Linked DNA regions of Mus musculus: region 2 is linked to region 1. A link is a contact called in ENCODE POLR2A ChIA-PET data. All regions are on one chromosome and are shown on one strand. The core of a region is the stretch at or near the end of the contact, and the rest is flanking DNA. Distances in the headings are between cores, read along the strand shown. Region 1 holds the start of Tkfc (triokinase, FMN cyclase). Region 2 holds the start of Prpf19 (pre-mRNA processing factor 19).

The links. ChIA-PET counts read pairs that join two places held with the same protein, here RNA polymerase II (POLR2A).
Region 2: POLR2A ChIA-PET joins it to region 1 with 11 read pairs in embryonic stem cell. The contact joins the promoter of Prpf19 here to the promoter of Tkfc in region 1. POLR2A ChIA-PET finds 5 or more read pairs at or near these places in 2 of 5 experiments (Patski and embryonic stem cell).

Annotation. Positions count from the first base shown.
Region 1 is chr19:10,600,341-10,606,693 of GRCm38, forward strand. Tkfc (triokinase, FMN cyclase) reads right to left here and starts at 3,918. Exons shown (of 17, transcript NM_145496.1): 1 at 3,828-3,918; 2 at 231-420. The coding sequence starts at 3,830. Ddb1 (damage specific DNA binding protein 1) reads left to right here and starts at 5,257. Exons shown (of 27, transcript NM_015735.2): 1 at 5,257-5,426. The coding sequence starts at 5,366.
Region 2 is chr19:10,892,039-10,898,391 of GRCm38, forward strand. It overlaps Prpf19 (pre-mRNA processing factor 19), which reads left to right and starts at 3,193. Exons shown (of 16, transcript NM_134129.4): 1 at 3,193-3,430; 2 at 5,465-5,614; 3 at 5,779-5,855. The coding sequence starts at 3,412.

The DNA.
Region 1 (6,353 bases), core at 2,668-5,167:
GGGGTTAACTGGCTCAACCCTGCATTTCTAGAGCTGTAAGAATCCAGGTGCAGAGACAGGCTGTGACTGGGCGTGGAGTGGCTGGGGGCTGTGGGAGGATGGAGACTGGGCCCATTGCTAACTCTGGCCCCTGCACTGATTGTCTGGTACCTCACACTAGCACTGAGGACCTCCCAGGATCCCTACTCTGCTCTGGCCAGCACCCCTTACAATGAACACAAGATACTCACCGGCATGGGCAGGCTCATGGCCTGAGCCTCCACCTGACAGAAGTGCTACCCGGCCCTTGAGGGTGTCCAGGTCAGAACGTAGGGCCACACGGTGCCCTTGCAGGAGCTGCAAGTCAGGGTTAGAGGCTACTAACCCAGCAAGGGCATCATCAGCACACCCTTCCACAGAATTCACCATCTTCTTGGAACTCTGTGGAGGAAGAGCAAGAAACAAGAGGTTCAGAGTGTGGTCAGCAGGTACCCCCATCCTGCCTGCCCAGCAACATTACAGTGCCAAATCTCCCCAGGGGTTTCATGCCAGGGGAAAGGAACTACAGAAGCCACCTAGGAATTCTAAGGATACAGTGGTACCTTGAGTTATGTCATTACCAGGTGCAGGTGTCTGTGACTTCTCAACTTTCAATGTTTTATTCAGTATTTATTTAACTAATAGACCTTTACACCATGATTTCTATGTATCACCATGATTTCTATGTATCCTGCAAAACAGCTTCAATGTAAAGCAAATGGGGGAGTTCACTAGAAAAAAAAAATGAAATTGGGGCCCTGTCAGTTTCTGTTAGAGGAGGTAGGTTTTAGATTGAGACTCCTATGATGGGTAGAGTCTGGGCAGGCCCCACACCAACCCAGTTGGTACCACAACTGGTTTTCCTGGGCTAGAGCTAGACCGTTCATGCAGGGTAGCAGGGCCCAGTGCTAGGCCCTTCATGGGAACACAGATATCATTCTTACGTGCTATGCTATGCAAGAGGGACATACATGTGTGTGGAAGCACAGAAGAAAAGGGCCTCAGTCTCCTAAAGGGGAAGTCTCTATGAAGAACAAGAAAGAGACATGTAGGCATTGGGAAGGGGGTGGGGGGTATTCGGAGCAGAAGGAAGCATAAGCCAAGGTATGGGATACAGAATAGAATAGTGGCTCCTGGAAGCATCAGAGTGACATAGTGTTGCAAGCAATATGGCCTACAGGAAGAGGTAGACAGGGGCCTCACAAGCCACAGGAAGAATCGTTCACAGGAATCGTCAGGGTCAAAGCCTCAGCTCCAGAGCCTAATAACTATCCTCAGAGCCATGTCCTCAACAGGCCAGTTAAAGAGACAACAGTAAGGAGCAGACAAAGGAGATTTATCAATTTACTTATAATTTATGTTTTATAATAATTTATCAGATTGTTCATTATTTATCAATTCATTAATATGTTCTCATTGGGAAGAGGAACAAATAAAGAGGTCCAGGGATACTCTCTCATGTCCAAAGCCATCTTCAGGGCACGGATACGAGGTTTAGGTTTAAACAGAGAGGTATGTATAACCTAGTAGTTCTAGCTGGGTGTGGTAGCACAGGCCTTAGGAGATGGAGGCTTGGGGGGCGGGGGTGGGGGAGGACTCCGGAGTTCAAGGTTAGCATCAGCTACACAGAAAGTTGGAGGCCAACCTGAGCTACAGGAGACCCATGTGTCTCAAACTGAACATAAAAACTGAAACAAGCCAGGCGTGGTGGCGCACACCTTTAATCCCAGCACTCGGGAGGCAGAGGCAGGTGGATTTCTGAGTTCGAGGCCAGCCTTGTCTACAAAGTGAGTTCTAAGACAGCCAGGGCTATACAGAGAAACACTGTCTTGAAAAAAACAAAAAAACAAACAAGCAAAAAAAAAAACAAAACAAAAAAAACCCTGAAACAAGCCAGGTTGTGGTGGTGTGTGCTTTTAATTCCAGAACTCAGGAGGCAGAAACAAAACAAAACAAACAAACAAATATAAAAAATAAAACACTGAAAAAAAAAAAAGCCTAGTCAGTTAGGGCCAAGGTGTGGTTGACTGACTCATCCCCTTCTTGCAGGCAGCTGAAACACTGTCAGAAACATGTGAAATCTCTTCCTGGCTGCTTCTCCTCGTGAGTGTCAGGGCCTCTGTCTCTCTGTCTTTACCTCCCCCAGCTTGAGATTCTTGGGAAAATTCCACTTTGTTGCAGGCATTATTTCAGCAGTCTGATAGCTAATGGGAAGGGGTGAAATGTCTCTTTAGAATGTCTGCATTCTGCCAGGGCAGTTACACGGTGAGCTATGGGCCTCCTTAGGAGAGAGGGCGTGCAAAGGCTGACCTAAACCCTGGAGAATACCTCTGGGTCCAGCTGAGTCTGTACAGCGTGTGCAGTAAGAGAGACCAGAGTCGCCGTGTGCCCAGGCTCTAGTGTCAGCAGGACACCACGCCTGAACTCAGGGAGCAAACCTCTGTTCTGGGCTCAGTTCTTCCTCTGGGAACAGTGATTTACAGAGCTTATACCAGTGTTACGGGAAAAGCTCGCTAAAAAGGTGCCATAGCCCCTTTTGTGAACAGGCTTTGAAAAGCTGGAGCTAGCTAAATAACTGTTCCGGGATGGGATGTAGCCAGCAGCCTTTGTCCTCAGGAGGCAGGAAGAGCGAGCCTCAAAGTGGATCCAGAAGAGACTGCTGGCGCCACCTAGTGATCGCAGCCTGACCCAGGTCTCCGCAAAACACACTTCCTGCCTCTTTTTTCTGAGCCTTTATGCAAAATGAAGCGCTGATGTCTTCCTGCCAGGCTTTCCTTCATTTAACAAGGGCCAAGGCCATAACACCTACTTAAGGATGACGAGAGTGGCCTAGGTCAACAGACAACAAGCAGAATAAAATGAGCTCCATTTCTTACGCACTAAGAGCCAGACCCATTTCTAAGTATGAATATGTCTAATTTAATTTCCCCAATAACCCTTTGGAGGTAAGATTAGTACAAACAGCAGAAAACTGAAGCACAACAAATGACTGTGCACAAAGTCACACAGCCAGCCAGTGCCTAGACCCTCCAGGTTCATCCCAGCCACATGCTGTTTTCCCAAGTGGCTGAAGTCACAGGCACAGGGTGGGGAAAGAGGGATCACTGAGTCTCCCTCCAAGAGATTCCCAATCATTCCTGCACCAGAGCCATGCCTGTTTCCCAGTAACACAAGGGAAAGGAAAGGCAAGAAAGGGGAGGTACAGACTAGGCCACTAGGATTCTAGTCTGATCAACACTGTGCGGCCAGGCCATGTGCTAGCAGGTCTTAGTCTGCCATACTGCAGATGAGGTTGGCGAGAGGAGAGACCCGGAGAAGTGAAGCCTTTGGCATAGTAGTAACACAGTGATGGGCACGAGGCTGAAATCGAGCCCAGATCTGTTCAAGATCAGTTTTAAAGCAAACCCCGGGGACACTGAGAGCCTCCCACATTGCAGTTCCCTGCTCTGGGAGCAGCCCACACATGCCCAGGCTGAGGAACAAGGGCCCGATCATTCCTCCAGGTTCCCTCCTTGACTAGCAAAGTGACTTATCACACAGCAAGTAACTTGTTGTTCTGATCTAAATGCGTGCCTGAGATCCTAGCCATAGGGGTTTCAGGGTGCCTCAGGTTAACCTCAGACCTGGCTTGGCCCAGTGCCCCGCCCACAGGAAAGGGAACGGGGATTAAGCTGGAGATACAAAATGAAATTCTTGTCTTCTGAACCCCAAGAGGCAGCATCGTCTCAGATGGGGACTAGAGAGAGTCCGGGTGTCCAGAGTGGGGTTCCCCATGGTCGTCCCTCTATTGTGGCTCCCACAGGACTCACCATGGTGGGAAAGTTCTGAAACAAGCTGAGCTCACACTTCTGCTCTGAGATGCCGCCGGGTGGACGGTCCTGACTGCTACCAGGTCTGAAGTAGAGACAGCAGCACCTGCAGGAGTGGAAAGGACTTGAGTTGCTGAAGGTATGGGCAGCCGATTGGCAATGTCATGCCTCCCGTGCCTGTGCCTTAAGAATTAGGGAGCTGCCTCAGACTTTGATCCAAGTCCAAACTCTAGTTCGTGGGCTAGGAATGGAGAGGAGCGTGGGGACTGACCAAAGTTCACACCCCCACTTAGCCAGAAGGCAGTGTTTGGAATCATGTCCAGCTTAAAGCTGGGAAGGAGAAAATGTACAAAGACCTTTACCTTTCTGGCTGGCCACACTAGTAGTGAGTCAGCTCTGTGATCCTATTTTACTTCTGGAACACAGACTGAAAGCTCTAGTGAGTTGTCTAAGATTGTGTTGCTGAGAGTTAGGACTTGAGCCCATGTCTAGTCTTGCTACAAAGCCTAATGTTTCCCCTTAGTCAACCAGTTTCCCAGAGTCAAGTCGAGTGCCAGCTGGGGAGGTACAAATCATCTTCAGTTCCACCTGGTTCAAACCTAGCTACACTGATCTCTGCCTCATTTGTAAAATAGGGAGTTAGCTCTCCTCCTCCGGCATTCTGGAGATGCTTCAGGACTAGGCTTCTGCTGCTCCTCCTTTGGGGTTGGGGACATGGAGGCTGTCTGATGAAGCCTGGGACCTGCATCTGCGGGGCTGATTGCACTAGTCACCTGGGTGTTTAGGCTCTTCCTGTGAAATTCCTGCGTTGTATTTGAGCTTAGAATTTGTATCGCAGTAGAGGCACTAATAGTGCTATCAAGTAATTTAGTGGAGAGTCCTTTCGTTTCTGGAGAAATTAAAAGAGGTGAGCAAACACACCCCCAGGTGATGTGTGAGGCTGGGATGATTGTTCTAAAGTCAGTTGAGGGCATTCGAGGGATCAGGAGGAGCTCGAAGAATTAAGCAAAGGAAAGCACGATTCTACTCTGGGATGTGCACAGATGGTCACCTCTTATCCCCAGTCTAGTCCTCCGCAGCCCTTCCTGTTTTAAAAGAGGGAAAACCCCGAGGACGCCTGGAGCTATGGAGGAAGGAAGGAGGCAGAATCTGAGGAAGGGGCGCGGATCTGGGCTGGGAAGCCAGCAGGCGGCCACTTAGGGCGTAGCAGACCAAAGAGGAGGCCAGTTCTGCCTGCGTACCGGTACTCTCGCTCTCATCCGGGTACTGCGACCTCTGGCGGTTAGGAGAAGGCGGGACCTCAGGGGGCGGGGCCTCGCTTGGTTGGCCGCCTCGGGCTCCGTAAGTCCTCCAAGAGGCCAGGTGAGGCCGTCCCGTGATCCTCTGCGCCTGGCCTCTCTGGCCTGCAACGTGTCTCAGGGGCGGAGGCAGCAGCCACGGAGTTGGCTGCGTGAGGGTGGGGGTTCTCAGTCTCTTCGCTCGCGCCCGTCTCTCTATCGTCGCTCTAGGCGCCCCACGGGCCAACCCAAGGCCTCAATATGTCGTACAACTACGTCGTAACGGCGCAGAAGCCTACTGCAGTGAACGGCTGTGTGACCGGTGAGATTGCCCCGGCCGGAGACCCGGGCAAGGGAGGGATCCCAGGCCTAGGGAGGCCAGCGGCCCCAGGGGCGGCGGGAGCAAAAACTTGGGCTCCGGGAATGGAAGGCGCTGGCAGTCGCGGAACGTCCCCCTTAGCTCGCGATCTCAAAGGAGCTGTTCCCACCACGCGCCTTTTGGGCAGCGGAAGCAGCTATTCTGGGTCCTTTTTTGCTCATAGGAGGTCACTTGTTATTGAGGATTGGTCCAGGCCTGATGGGACGGAGAGCGAAGTGTGAGTTGTGTGCGTGGTTGATTGAGTCTTCAAACTTGCCCCATGTGGTCAGGGGAAAGGGGAGATGATAATGGGGCAAGTTTTGAGTTCATAATTTTCCGGTGGATGTCCAGGAGGTTGAGGAATTTGAGCAATGTCTGCACCCCCCCCCCCCCGGCCCTCTCCAGACCCACCCTTTTGCCTGGGGCTGTTGTTTACTCCAGGGCGCTGCTGGAGAACAAGGTTTGGTTGGCCCGTCAGTGTGCGAGCTTTGCCTTGTTTGTGTGCGTGGCTCTTTATCGGCAGTTACATCCCAAACCAAAGAACATTCATCTTGAACTCATATTTTCAGCTACTTAAATTCGTGTATTTACGTAAATGCTAATCATTTCAGAACAAAAGTTTCTTGTTCAGAGAGAGCTACAGAGGGCTGGGTGGTGTTGGTAGATTGCTTGGGAGATAAAAGGACAACACTGAAGGCTCTGGGAAATTTTCTTCGCTTTATCTTTCTGGATGGGAACTCAAGGAAACACAGGCTTTCTCCATTAGCGTCAATTACAGTCTGCTGTTGTAATTTAGAAAGGAAAACCCAACAACCATCCGAAGAATTTTCGTGGTCATAGTTTGTTGAAGGCCAGGCTGTTGTTGCCCAGTCGACAGTACATTTTTAAAAG
Region 2 (6,353 bases), core at 1,943-4,442, 290 kb after region 1:
AGACCAGGCTGGCCTCGAACTCAGAAATCCGCCTGCCGTTTTTAAGAGTGAGGAGAGGCTTTGAAAAATCTTGTAACATTCTGAATTTACTGAGCCTGGTAACTGTCACTAGTTCTTGAGTCTTAAAGGCCTCCCTCCTCCTGGCTCCTTCTTGAGGGAATGTTTTAATTCAGAGGACATAGGTACACAATACTATTCTATTCCGAACTCCATAGTACACCTCTTCCAGAGGAAATTTCTGGAAGTATGGTTATCAGCTCAAAACTCAATCAAATGCTGCTTTGTTGGCAGACCAATCTAGTCTAATCACCTTGCATTCAGGGGCCCCACCTAGACTCATTTATTTCCTACCATACATCTAAATACTTGAGATGCCAGGCCTGTCAGGCAGCCTGCCATTCAATAAACAATAGTGACAATGTCCCTGCTAAGTGCCAGGCACTGGGGTCACATCTTGGACTCTTAAGAACTAGCAGAGAGTAGTACAATCTATCGAGGAGGACTCAGATATCGAAGGGGACATTCTAAAAAAAATTAATTAAAACAACAAAATGGGCTGGATAATTAAACAAACAAACAAACAACAACAACCAAAAAGCCTGCCAGAGGTCAAGAGAGGACCCATAGAGAAGGCAATACTGAAGATGAGGCTTTGGTTTGCCCTGGAGGGTTTGGTTAGGTAGGGGAAGTGGGAAGGAGTTGGTGCAAGGCTGCCACATAAACATTTTGAGCACCAACCGAAGGTCTCCAGGGGCCAATGAAGGGCCAATGTGGCTAAGAGGGAGGTGAGGTGAGACTGTGGAGGAGGTTGGCTCATCAGGTATCTGTGGTCTCAGGACTGACACGTGTCCTTTATTTAGGTCTCAGCAAAAATGTTGCCACCCTTTGGTTTGGTGAAATAGCTCACTGAGGAAAGGAACTTCCGGTCAAGTCAGAGAACCTGACTTCGATCCCAAGACCAACGTGATGGGAGTGAGCCAATTCTCTGAGGTTCTCCTTTGACACATAATCATGGGCTGTGGCACATGCATCCACATACACACTAAAATAAAATTTACGTGCTAAAAACAAACATCATCTCCCCAGTGGGCATGCATACCTTTTTCATACCCTGCTAAAGTAGTCACCCCTCCAACCCCAGTACCACCTTCTCAACCCGCTCTAATTTATCTTTTATTTAGAGCACCTACCCATCTGGAACTTTCTTCTTGTTTATGTGCCCATCATTCCACAGACTGTAATCTATGTCAGCAGTTGGTTTTTGTTTTTTTGTTTTTTTCAAGACAGGGTTTCTCTGTGTAGCCCTGGCTGTCCTAGAACTCACTCTATAGACCAGGCTGGCCTCGAACTCAGAAATCCTCCTGCCTCTGCCTCCCAAGTGCTGGGATTAAAGGCGTGCGCCACCACTGCCCAGCCTATGTCAGCGTTTCTTTCTTCATCTCATTTCTGTCTCTTAGACCAATTAGATCACATTAAAGATTTATGTTGGCTATATTTTGTGATTGTAGAATTGGGCAACACCTCATTCCATGAGCCAAAGTGTGTCTTGATGCCTCGGAGGGGAGTCATTCCCTAGACAGGAAGCAGAAATAAAACAAAAGAGAAGGCCTGAGCATGTTTTCCTTGGGAGGCTAGGAGACAAAGAGGGAAGTGCAGAGATCTGACTGGTTGATAGGTCAGATTTCTCCAGTGTACTTTTCATAAGGACCAAGGCAGGCAGAACATAGTTACCATGCTTGCTGTGATTGGCAGGGCTAGGACATGTGGCCATTGCCTCTGTCTGTCCTGATTTCTTAGAAGGTTAGAAAGCTAGTTTTAATTTGCTACCATAGAACTCCATTATGACTGATACCATTTTAGTTTATTTACTTACTCTCAATGTGCCACCAGGCCTAGCCTATTTATTTATTTTACTGTGTGTGCTTGTGTGTGTGTGTGTGTGGGGGGGGTGTCTTGGGGACTGAACTCGGGTATCAGGCTTGGTAGCCGATCTGGTCCGGTCTTTAGTAGAGAAAACAAAAGAAGTTGGCAGGAGGCAGGGAACTGTTATTATAACAAAACACCTGAGGTAGGCTACTTTAAAGAAAAGAGGGTTCTCCTTGCTCAAATTTCTAGAAGCACAAGGTTCAAAGAGAATGACGTGGGCAATGTCTAGGGCCTCTTCCTTGCTGGTGTCACATTGCCATGGAAGTCAACTGGTTCATTTGTGCCTGTTCACTCTTTCTTTCCCTATATGAACTCCACCAGGATTCTTGTAATGTCTTATTCTAAAGATCCCACCTCTACATTCCACAGTTAAGCTAGATAGTAATGACACACACCTTTGATTTCAGCACTCAAAAGGCAGAGACAGGAAGATCTTTGAGTTTGAGGCCAGCCTTATCTGCAGACTGAGTTCCAGGACAGCCAGGGCTACACACACACACACACACACACACACACACACACACACACAAACCCAGTCTCAAAAAAACAAAAACAAAACCACAGAAAAACACCATAGTCGTGCTAACTTTCCACTCTTACTGTTTGGTTGCTTATTGAGACATGTTCTCTCTACACAGCTCTGACTGCCCTGGATTGGAGCTCACTATATAACCAGGTTGGACTTGTACTCCGAGATCTGCCTGCCTCTGAAGCCCAGTGCCTGTGTTTAAAGACTTCTGCAAACACACCCATCAAATTTCCATTCTTTTAAACGTACACATAAGACGCTGGGAACTAAATTCCCTTGAGTTTACAAAACAGACTATATTTAAAACGTAGCAGGCAACGAAGTCATTGGCTTGCCCATATTTCCAGAGCAAGAATTTAGGCAGTGTTAGTTTCTTTACTCATTTGTGCTTTATTTACAGGGTCACATTGTTTCTCAAAAGCCGGCCAAGGAACACAGGTCTCCGAATCATGCCTACAGACTCTCTAAGGCAGACTCTAGGAATCTGCACTTTTACAAGCTCCTGAAAAATCTGTCTTGCACACGACCATTTCAAAGACTAGTGTTCCCTAGGTGACAGCAGCTCCATCTAAAAAAAAAAAAAAAAAAAAGAGCCTTGGCGGTCCCCGCAGCCTCATGGGAAATGTAGTTTCTTCTCTCCTTCCCGCCTCAGGCCTCTTGGAGCGCTCGCCGGAAGAAGCCGAGCCAATGCGGAAACAGCCGAGTGTTTCGAGGCGGGCCTTTTCCTGCTCGGTTGCATGCTGGGAAAGGGCAGTTTCCGTTAGCTGCAGAAGGCTGAGGCGCGCCACCGGCCACCTCCCCACGTGAAGCAGTTGTGCGAGCATCGCCACGCTGGGCAGCTGTCTACCCGCGTCCGAGCGCTCCGGAAGCGGCGGGGGACCGGAAGTGGCCCGCGGAGGCTGCAGAGAACCGGGAACCCTCTGTGAGGCGACTGGCAGCAGCGCTACGACGGCGCCATGTCCCTGATCTGCTCGAGTGAGTGCTGGCTGCGGCGGGAGGCGGGAGCGTGTGTGGCCCCTGTGGCTCGGGCCCTGGAGCTCCCGGCCCTGCGTGCAGGGTGCATTTGCGCAGGGCTGCGCAATTCACGTAGCTGGGAAGAATGACTGTCTCAGGGGTCTTTTGAAACCGGCGTCGTTTTACAGAGCTGAGACAGGCCTGAGCAGAAGTGGGGGGGAGGAGCTGGTGCAGTGAAAAACAGCTCTTGGTGTCAAAAAACCCGAGGACATGCCCAGGATCCGCCTCCAATTGTGATCTGGGCTCTAGCGGGTTTGGGCCTCAGTTTCCCCATCTGCAAAATTGAAAGCATTGCAGTGGGCATTGCTTGGGAAACCTCGCTTAGGAATCGGACTTTCCGATTTGCAGAGATCACGCAGTGACTTCGAGACAGGGCTGGAAGCCAGGTGTCTGGCTTCTAGCCTCGCGCAGTATGACTAATGAAAACAGCGAATGTTTAGAAAACCTGTATTGATTTACGATGCATTTCCAAACGGTGATCTCATTTTATGCTTACAAGAATTGTCTGAAGGGAAATAAAGATCCGTGAGTTACAGAGGGTGTCGGAAGTCTTGAAGAATGGGTTTACCTAGGGGTGTGCGAGGAAGCTAAGCAGTGGAGCTTGGCTCTTTGAGCCTGGATCCATGGTTTTCCCGTGCACTATGCTGTCCTGTCTTGGGGTGTTGTATTACGGCATTGCGGGTGTTCTCCCATATTGTTTACCACGTTACTAGATTCCTCGCCTTCTCTATTTCCCTCTCAGAACGTTGCCATTAGTTCAAAGAAGGAAAAGGAGGAGGGAAATGACAAGCAGAAAAGGAAATCTCATACTAGAGAAATTGCAGTTTGCAAAGTATTTACAAACGATTTGTTTTCTTTCCATCTTTGAGACCACACTCTTACGTGCCCAGGGCTATCCTTCCTCTGGTAGAAGAGGGAAAGCTCCCAGAAAGCTTTAGTCGTCGAGTAGTGTGATAAACCAACAGAATAGGACAGGAAGGCCGTGTACAAGATACGGGTTTTAAATATGGCACAAATCCATACTTAATAACACATGCATGGGAGTCCTGCAAAAATAGGTGATTCTAAGAGAAGCCACGGAGAAGAATAGGAGCTTGAACCTTAGGATGGTGACTCACAACCTATGGGAGGCTGAATAGAATTGTGTGGTGAATAAGAGCTGTTTTGTGATGTGACAAGTCGCTATCTTAGAGCAGCTTTCAGAAGAGTCTGATGTGGAGGTAGCTTCCACTTGTCTGCTAAAGTGAACCAGTTGACCCTGTTTAGGGGAAGGTAGAGAAACAAGTCTGAGAAGGTCAGAGAGACCTTGGTTTTAAGCCTGCTTTTGGGGCCTTCATTTCTTTATTTTTTATTTTGGTAGTTAAGCATGCTCAAGGCTTCGTACTTTGGAATATTCTTTTCTGGGCCCCGGGACTTTTGCACTCATTTACCCTGTTATGATGTTTATCAAGTGTCAGCTTAGTATCTGCATTGTCCTGGAGGTCAGTGACAGCTGTAACGGCCATCTTCAAGGGTACACAGACTATTCTGTCAAGCGCTTAGAATAGAATCTTGCTTGGCATGTAGTAGCAGAGCTCTTTGTTTGCTTGTTTTCATTTTATCAGTACTTGTCACGTTGCTTCGGAATTTCTCCTGTTGATCTGTCTAGGGCTCCCACTGGATGACAGGTTTGAGTTGTGCTCTGTGTGCTTCTCTGTCCATCTCGGTTCAAAAATGAGATGGGCAGGACTTACTGACCACTCTGTACAGTACTGGCACATAGGATCTGGGCAGTTATTATTTATTGACTTTTATTATCAGCAGACCAGAGAATTTAGCTAAGTAGTTGGCGAGCATTGTAGGACCAAGTACGGGCAGGCTTGCTGTCACAGACCTTGCTTCCTGATAGCTGACTAGGAGGACATGGTCTTGTTGGGGCTGACACAATGAAGAATCTCCTCTGCCCACGTCTCCTTTTCTCCTGTGCTCACTCTCACTACCTGTCTTTCTCTATAGTCTCCAATGAAGTGCCAGAGCACCCGTGCGTGTCCCCTGTCTCTAATCATGTGTATGAGCGGCGACTCATTGAGAAGTACATTGCAGAGAATGGCACAGATCCTATCAACAACCAGCCTCTCTCAGAGGAGCAGCTCATCGACATCAAAGGTGCCTGCCCAGTAGCCTCAAGTCCAAGGCCAGCTCAGCTCAGCCTTCACCGGTGGGGGGTGGAGCCAATCTGGTGGAGAAGATGGTGGCTGGGGGTGGGGGTGGTGGGGGAGAGTTCCCTGGGTTCTAGTTCTTCATACCTACTTTGCTGCCTCTCTTGGCAGTTGCTCACCCAATCCGACCCAAGCCTCCCTCCGCCACCAGCATCCCAGCCATTCTGAAAGCCTTGCAGGATGAGTGGGTGAGTTCTGTGAAAAGAATGCACCTCTGGGCTAGGACCTGGGGATTGAAAAGATGGGGCCTCCCTCCTCCCTCCTCTCCCCTCCCCTCCCCTCTCTCTTCTGTGTCTGGGTCTTTGGCTTACATGTATGACCGTGTCTGGGTCTTTGGCTTACACGTATGACCGTGTCTGGGTCTTTGGCTTACACGTATGACCGTGCATTACTTATGTGCCTGGTGCTTGGAGGTGGGAGAGGGTGTATGATCCCTTGGAACTGTAGTTATAAACAGTTGTGAACCACCATGTGGGCCTGGGGAATCAAACCTGGGACCTCTGGAAGAACAGCAAGTGCTCTTAATTCCTGGACTCTCTCAACTCTCTGCAGGCCCTCTTATTGCCTTGAGATAGGACGTTGCTTTGTGGCCTCCACTGCTCTGCAACTTGTGGTCCTTTTGCCTCAGCCTTCTAGTGCTAGGATTATAAGTGCCAACCACCAGGCCTGACTCTTGGGGTGATGAA